Regions from separate parts of the Homo sapiens genome. Here region 2 is linked to region 1. A link is a contact called in ENCODE Hi-C data. All regions are on one chromosome and are shown on one strand. The core of a region is the stretch at or near the end of the contact, and the rest is flanking DNA. Distances in the headings are between cores, read along the strand shown. Region 1 has its middle 60 kb from the start of DCN. Region 2 holds the start of LINC02823 (long intergenic non-protein coding RNA 2823).

The links. A loop is a pair of places that touch in the nucleus more often than their neighbours do. Pooled maps may share reads with other maps.
Region 2: a map of cardiac septum shows a loop between it and region 1 (4-fold over the local background). The contact joins the promoter of LINC02823 here to the enhancer-like site in region 1. A Hi-C loop is called at or near these places in 4 of 168 maps with a recorded cell type or tissue (cardiac septum, heart left ventricle, left lung and 1 more) and 7 of 50 pooled maps.

The regions. Positions count from the first base shown.
Region 1 is chr12:91,241,155-91,244,760 of GRCh38, reverse strand. No RefSeq gene overlaps it. Among named protein-coding and RNA genes, the nearest start is that of DCN, 60 kb to the right of the region's middle. Within about 2 kb of position 1,425, at least 3 of the 41 ENCODE cell types and tissues checked have a DNase peak (open chromatin) inside an H3K27ac peak, as active enhancers do.
Region 2 is chr12:91,324,852-91,328,714 of GRCh38, reverse strand. LINC02823 (long intergenic non-protein coding RNA 2823) reads right to left here and starts at 1,789. Exons shown (of 4, transcript NR_183611.1): 1 at 1,495-1,789. The region is part of intron 8 of LOC105369896 (a long non-coding RNA gene); the gene reads left to right.

The sequences.
Region 1 (3,606 bases), core at 176-2,675:
TTTGCCAGTCTGTGTCTTTTAATTTGGGCATTTAGCCCATTTACATTTAAGGTTAATATCATTATTTGTGAATTTGGTCCTGTCGTGATGCTAGCTGGTTATTTTGCCTGTTGGTTGTTGCAGTTTCTTCATAGTGTCAATGTTCTTTACAATTTGGTATGTTTTTGCAGTGGCTGGTGCTGGTTTTTCCTTTCCATATTTAGTGCTTCCTTCAGGAGCTCTTGTAAGGCAGGTCTGGTGGTGACAAAACCTCTCAGCATTTGCTTTTCTGTAAAAATTTGTATTTCTCCTTTGCTTATGAAGCTTAGTTTGGCTGGTTATAAAATTCTGGATTAAATTTTTTTTTTAATAATATTGAACATTGGCCCCCTCTCTCTTCTGGCTTGTAGAGTTTCTGCTGAGAGATCCGCTGTTAGTCTGATGGCCTTCCCTTTTTGGATAACCCGACCTTTCTCTCTGGCTGCCCTTAACATTTTTTCCTTCACTTCAACCTTAGTGCATCTGATGATTATGTGTCTTGGGGTTGCTCTTCTCTGGTAGTATCTTAGTGGTGTTCTCTGTATTTCCCAAATGTGAACGTTGGCCTGTCTTGCTAGGTTGGGGAAGATCTCCTGGATAATATCCTGAAGAGAGTGTTTTCCAGTTTGATTCCATTCACCCCATCACTTTCAGGTACACCAATCAAACATAGGTTTGGTCTTTCCACATTGTCCCATATTTCTTGAAGGCTTTGTTTGTCCCTTTTTATTATTTTTCCTCTAATCTTTTCTTCTTGCTTTATTTCATTAAGTTGATCTTCAATCTGTGATATCCTTTTTTCCCCGTGATTGATTCGGCTATTGACACTTGTGTATGCCTCCTGAAGTTCTTGTGCTGTGCTTTTCAGCTCCATCAAGTCATTATGTTTTTCTTTAAACTGAATATTCTAGTTAGTAATTCCTCTAACCTTTTTTCAAGGCTCTTAGCTTCCTTGCATTGGGTTAGAACATGCTCCTTTAGCTCAGAGGAGTTTGTTATTACCCACCTTCTGAAGCCTACTTCTGTCAATTCATCAAACTCTTTCTCTGTCCAGTTTGGTTCTCTTACTGGAGATGAGCTGTGATCCTTTGGAGAAGAAGCGTTCTGGTTTTTGGAATTTTCAGCCTTTTTGCACTGGTTTTTCATCATCTTGGTGGATTTATCTACCTTTGGTCTTTGATGTTGGTGATCTTCGGATGGGGTTTTTGTGTGGACATCCTTTTTGTTGATGTTGACGATATTCCTTTTTGTTTGTTAGTTTTCCTCCTAACAGTCAGGCCGCCCCTCTGGTGCAGGTCTGCTGGAGTTTACTGAAGGTCCACTTCAGACCCTGTTTGTCCAAGTATCACCAGCAGAGGCTGCAGAAGAGCAAAGATTGCTGCCTCTTCCTTCCCCTGAAAGCTTCATCCCAGAGGGGCACCCACCAGATGCCAGCCGGAACTCTCCTGTATGAGGTGTCTGTCGACCTCTGCTTGGAGGTGTCTCCCAGTCAGGAGGCACAGGGGTCAGGGACCCACTTGAGGAGGCAGTCTGTCCCTTAGCAGAGCTCGAGCACTGTGCTAGGAGATCTGCTGCTCTCTTCAGAGGCTGAAGACAGGAACATTTAAGTCTGCTGAAGCTGCGCCCACAGTTGCCCCTTCCCCCAGGTGCTCTGTCCCAGGGAGATGGGAGTTTTATCTCTAAGTCCCTGACTGGGGCTGCTGCCTTTCTTTCAGAGATACCCTGCCCAGAGAGGAGGAATCTAGAGAGGCAGTCTGGCTACAGCCGCTTTGCAGAGGTGGGCTCCACCCAATTTGAACTTCGCAGCCGGTTTGTTTACATTGTGAGGGGAAAACCGTCTACTCCAGCCTCAGTAATGGCTCACACCCCTCCCGTCACCAAGCTTGGCATCCCAGGTTGACTTCAGACTGCTCTCCTGGGAGCAAGAATTTCAAGCCAGTGGATTTTAGTTTGCTGGGCTCCATGGGGGTGTGATACGCTGAGCTAGAACACTTGGCTCCCTGGCTTCAGCCCCCTTTCCAGAGGAGTGAAGGGTTCTGTCTCGCTGTAGTTCCAGGCACCACTGGGGTATGAAAAAAAAACTCCTGCAGCTAGCTCGGTGTCTGCCCAAATGGCCGCCTAGTTTTGTACTTGAAACCCAGGGCCCGGGTGGTGTAGGCACCTGAGGGAATCTCCTGCTGCAGGTTGAGAACAAAAGCATAGTATCTGGGCTGGAATGCACCATTCCTCAGGGCATGGTCCCTCACGGCTTCCCTTGGCTAGCGGAGGGAGTTCCACAACCCCTTGCACTTCCTGGGTGAGGTGATGCCCCACCCTGCTTCGGCATACCCTCCATGGGCTGCACCCACTGTCTAACCAGTCCCAGTGAGATAAGCTGAGTACCTCAATTGGAAATGCAGAAATCACCCACCTTCTGCGTTGATCTCGCTGGTAGCTGCAGACCTGAGCTGTTCCTATTTGGCCATCTTGCCACCCCATCTAAAGGGCAGTTCTTAAGATTATGGCTGAGGTAAGTCATTGAAGAAATACGAAATCAAACAGTATAGCCTGTAAAACATCAACAGGACTTTGAATTAAATAAAACAGTAAATACCACTACAATCATAAATAGCGAGATGAATATTTAATAATATGCAAAGCACCTTACCCCCGGAAAAGAGAAATTGTTAGGTATGATACTCATATTTTCAGAAAATATTAATCAGAGATGCTTACTCTGGGAATGTTTCATGTGGTTATGCAAAAACTTTGAATACATGGCTGCAGACTTTGTCATAAAACTCAGTCTGTTCTTGGCACCATAATTTCAGAGGAATATGAAACATTTCAGAGGGTTTGAAAGAATCTCAGATTATTATTAAAGAGTTGGAGAAAAACATCTCTTTAAGTGAAAGCTAGAAGAATCAGCATGGTTTGAGGCAGAAAAGAGAATGACAGGAAGAAGCTTCAAGTTTTGTTGAAAGTTGTTAACCAAAGGTAGGAATTGGCTATTGTCTGTTTACACAGAGAAAGAAACAAGGTGACACAGATTTACTTCTCTACCTGAAAACATTTTAGCACAACAATAAAGTGACTTCAATGAGTACATGTTAAGAACTTAAATTTATTTAACTCTTAACATTATTAAATAGGCATTGTCGTGCCTTTAAAAAAGGATACATTAAGGCTCAAGAGTTTTTTTTTTGTTTGTTTTTTTTTTTTTTTTGCTTTTTGCCTAAGGCTGTACAATAAATGGTGGAATTTTCGTTCTAATCAAGAATGGCTAATTTCAGTCTTTCGGTTTCTAACCAATGCACCAGATCAGAGGTTGGCAAACTACGACTCAAGAAAATATATAGTCTTAGGCTTTTGTTGTATGACCCATGAGCTAAGAATGATTGTAATATATTTAACCACTTAGAGGTATAAAAAATTAAAAAATAATGTTTGATGACATGTGAAACTTGCATGACATTCAAATAGTTGACTAGTCCCACCAGAGACTATATGAGGTAACAAAGCCTAAAATATTTTTTTACAGAAAAAGTTTACTAATCCCTGCATTATGATATTCCACGCTGTATTGAACTGCATAAAGAAATATTCAAC
Region 2 (3,863 bases), core at 540-3,039, 84 kb before region 1:
CTCTAGTCATTTCTGATAATTCCTCTACTTTATACTGATAGTGTGGTAGACTCTGAAGACACATGTCGTAGGTGCATCTGGTGGTGACCGGGGTGCAATTTAAATTCACAAGAGCAACCCCAAATGGAGTGGGCGAGTGGCCAAATTACAAAGTTCTATGCATCCATAGGAATACACCAGATAATTAGGGATTCTAATTAGAAAAGTAATATATTATTATGGAATGAGCTCCAGGCTTCTGGAAGCTCATTTAAAATGTTAAGTTTCTTTGGAAGGTCTTTATGTTTTCTTTTCATTTGAAGACCCAAATTCCTTTTGCAAAAATCAGTTTTAACTTAAAACCTTTAACATGTCTGCCTTTAATTAATTTTCAGGGTTCAAGGACTGTACATTGTAGGTTTATCCTATCAATTTGATTCTCAAATCCTGGTAGATGTCCCCAAAAGAAGAAAAGAAAAAGCATAAAACTCCATACTCAAAAGTGCCCATTAGTCAGCTTTCACCATGCCAAGTTGTCAAGCGATATCACAGTTATGATCTTTAAAGCATTCAAAAAAAGCTGGAGAACTTTGTGTGAAGAGCTGGATTTTATGGCTTTTGTGTGTGCCAAAGGGATTGTCCAACAGAAAGTACCCTGGAAAGCCTAATTATTACTCCACATATAGTACGTGGCATTATAAGCTATTTTGAGGTTTTTGGAAAGGGAGAGCTATGAGTGACAACCACAGCAGGGCGTGCTGAGGAATTTAAACCCAACTCTATCATCTCCCTGTTGGCAGAACATAAAACACATAATGCTGTTTTAGTAATCAATCTTTCATGTATTTATTTTAAGGAAAAATAATTTCATTAAAACTTACAGAGTGGGAAAAGGAGTGATATAAAAGTCAACACAGTACATTTATATTCAATGAGAATTATTTTTTAAAACATTATGGCTGCTATTTACAAGGGTGGCGTTCGTTTTATACTTAAAATCACAGCAGCTTTTGTAACACTTTTTTTAGGAAATAATGAAAAATCTGATTTGGATTACGACTCAAGTTGAATATTTTTAAGAACTCTTTAATTCTTATACATGTCAGTTGTATAAACAAAATAATGTTGGGAGAATGAACTCAGAAACTTAGAAGCTATCAGTCATTTTTCAGATTTGCCTCTATGCTTTGTTATTCTATTATGTTTGAAAGGGTCTTCAGACAGAGATGAGAATTTAAAGACAATAAATGAAGAGCATTGTTTTATGATTGTGACTTCAATATGCAAGTCTAGTGAGAACTATCTCTAAGTCAGATTTGTGGATATGTCAGTACTGTTTAAAATGAAATTCAGCTGTCTCCCCTCTCCATCCTGGAAGCATTTTATACGTCAGCATTGTCTACTGTTTAGTTGCAGAATATTTTGCTCAGTGGTCATTATAACTTTGGAGGGCACGCCTTAATGCCTAACATGTGTAAAAGGTATTTACCTATAGTAACCAGTAATTTTACTTACATTTTCTCCCAAGCATTGTGGAATCTCAAAAGCCTTCGACTCTACGCTTCAAGTCCAAAAAAACTAAGCAGATTTGTGATACCACTTCTTTTTCATGGTTCTAGATAAAACAAGTAAGAATTTTCTTTCTAGTAAAATAAATGGATTTGCTTCTCTGGTTTTCTACTCTAAGTACTAAGAAAAAGGGAGGTACAATACTTAAAGTTAAGGATTATTGTAACTAGGATAGAATAAATAGAAACAATTAATTTTCCCCGTAGATCTATATCCATGACCAAGGATAAATGAAAACTGTGACATTAGGATTTGAGACAGTGTTTTGCTATTTTGTGGTTATTTCAGACTTACTGTTTTAAAGCAAAATCAACTTATTACCATTTTGAAAATGAGAAAAACCAAATCCAAGTTTTGATTCAGACTTTACTAATAGTTCTATGTCACATGATTAATAAACCTCTGGGGGATATAACTTTTAAATATTATAATAAAAATAAATGATATTTGGCTTTTTGTTTTTCCCTTTGAGGGTGAAATAGAGCTAATGGTCTTTGAATCTGACCTCTTTGCTGCTATTCCCATTTTTTCCAAAAGGTGGCGCATGTGTAATCTTTTTCTTTATCAGGGTGCAAAGAACCTGGGGAGCCAGAGGGACCTGAGTGAATTTTCAGAATTGTTTTTCTTCAACAAACTCAAGGTGGCCACATCAGAAATCTGCATTTCTGCAATGGCAGTTTCTTTATGCTCAAAGAACCCTTCAAATAAGAATTAATCTGATTTTGTGAAAGAAAAACATGCTTCCTATGCTTCCCATCTTAGTTTGGTTTAAACTTTGGAGTTCTTTTTGCCAAGTTTATTTTATAATGTTTTTCTTCCTTTCTGATCTTAGACTAAAGTTCTATTTTTTTAAAGATAACCTTGACTCATGTGGAGTTGTCCTTCTTAATTAGAATTCATAAGCAACACACAAGTATGTCTGGACTCTGTCTAAACAAAGCTCTTTGACAGCACAAATGCAGAAGGATAAATCTATCAGACAGGAGAAATCTTTTGAACTATGGGCAGATAAGAGGGAGTCAGAAGTACAGAGGGAAAGGAAAACATGTTGGAGAGATTCTGATGATGAGACAGGAATTCACAGATGAGACCTAAAATCAAACACACAGTTTTTCCCAGCAATTCACTTAAATGTGCTTCCAAACTCTGTAGCTGAAAGAAAAATTTAAATATGATCTAACGAAGTCCAACCACTTCACTTTACAGATGAGGAAACCAAGTCCCAAAAGATGAAGCCATGTATTTAGTGAAACACAACTGAATTCTGTTCTGTTTCTGGTGAAATAATACAAGAATCTGTCAAAGAGGTGTGTTAAGTCACAAGTTGCAGAAAGCAAGACTTAATAGTTTTGAAAATTGTAGTCTTTTAAATCATGATTCTTTTTTATTTAGGCTTGTATTATTTTGGTCACTATGCTGTTTTAGACACTCTCCTCTGCTCCACAGATGAATATGGTCATTCATTAGCCATTAAGTTGTAGATCTGTGCTGTCCAATGCAGTAGCCATTGGCCACTTGAGTATTTCATTGAATTTTAAACTAATTTAAATGAAATGAAATGAAAAATTTAGTTCATCCATTGCACTAGCCGTATTTCAAGTGCTTAGCAGTTGCATGTAGCTAGTGGCTGCTATTTAAACAGGGCACATATACAGGCATAATTGTACTTCACTTTATTGTGCTTTGCAGATATCGCATGTTTCACAAATTGAAAGTTTGTGGCAACTCTGCATGGAGCAAGTCTATTGGTGCCATTTTCCAACAACATGTGCTCACTTCGTGTCTCTGTGTCCCATTTTGGTGATTCTCACAATATTTCAGACTTGTTATTTCTGTTATGGTGAACTGTGATCAGTGATCTTTGATGTTACTGTTGTAATTATTTTGGAGTGCCATGAACCACACTCATATAAAACAGTGAACTTAATAGTAAATATTGTGTGTGTTACGATAGCTCCACCAACTGACCCTTCCTTCATCTTTCTTCCTCTCCTTAATTTATCTCCCTCTCCTTGGGCCCCCCATTTTCTGAGACACAACAATATTGAAATTAGGCCAACTAATAACTCTAAAATGGCCTCTAAAATGATCAAGTGAAAGGAAGAGTCACATGTCTCTCACTTTTAATCAAGAGCTAGAAATGATTAAGCTTAGTGAGGAGGGCATGTTGAAAGCCAAGACAGGCTGAAAGCTAGGCCTCTTGTGCCGAATAGTTAGCCCAATTGTGAATGCAAAAGAAAAGTTCTTAAAGAAGATTAAAAGTGCTACTCCAGGTCAGGTGTGGTGGCTCACCCCTGTAATTCTAGCACTTTGGG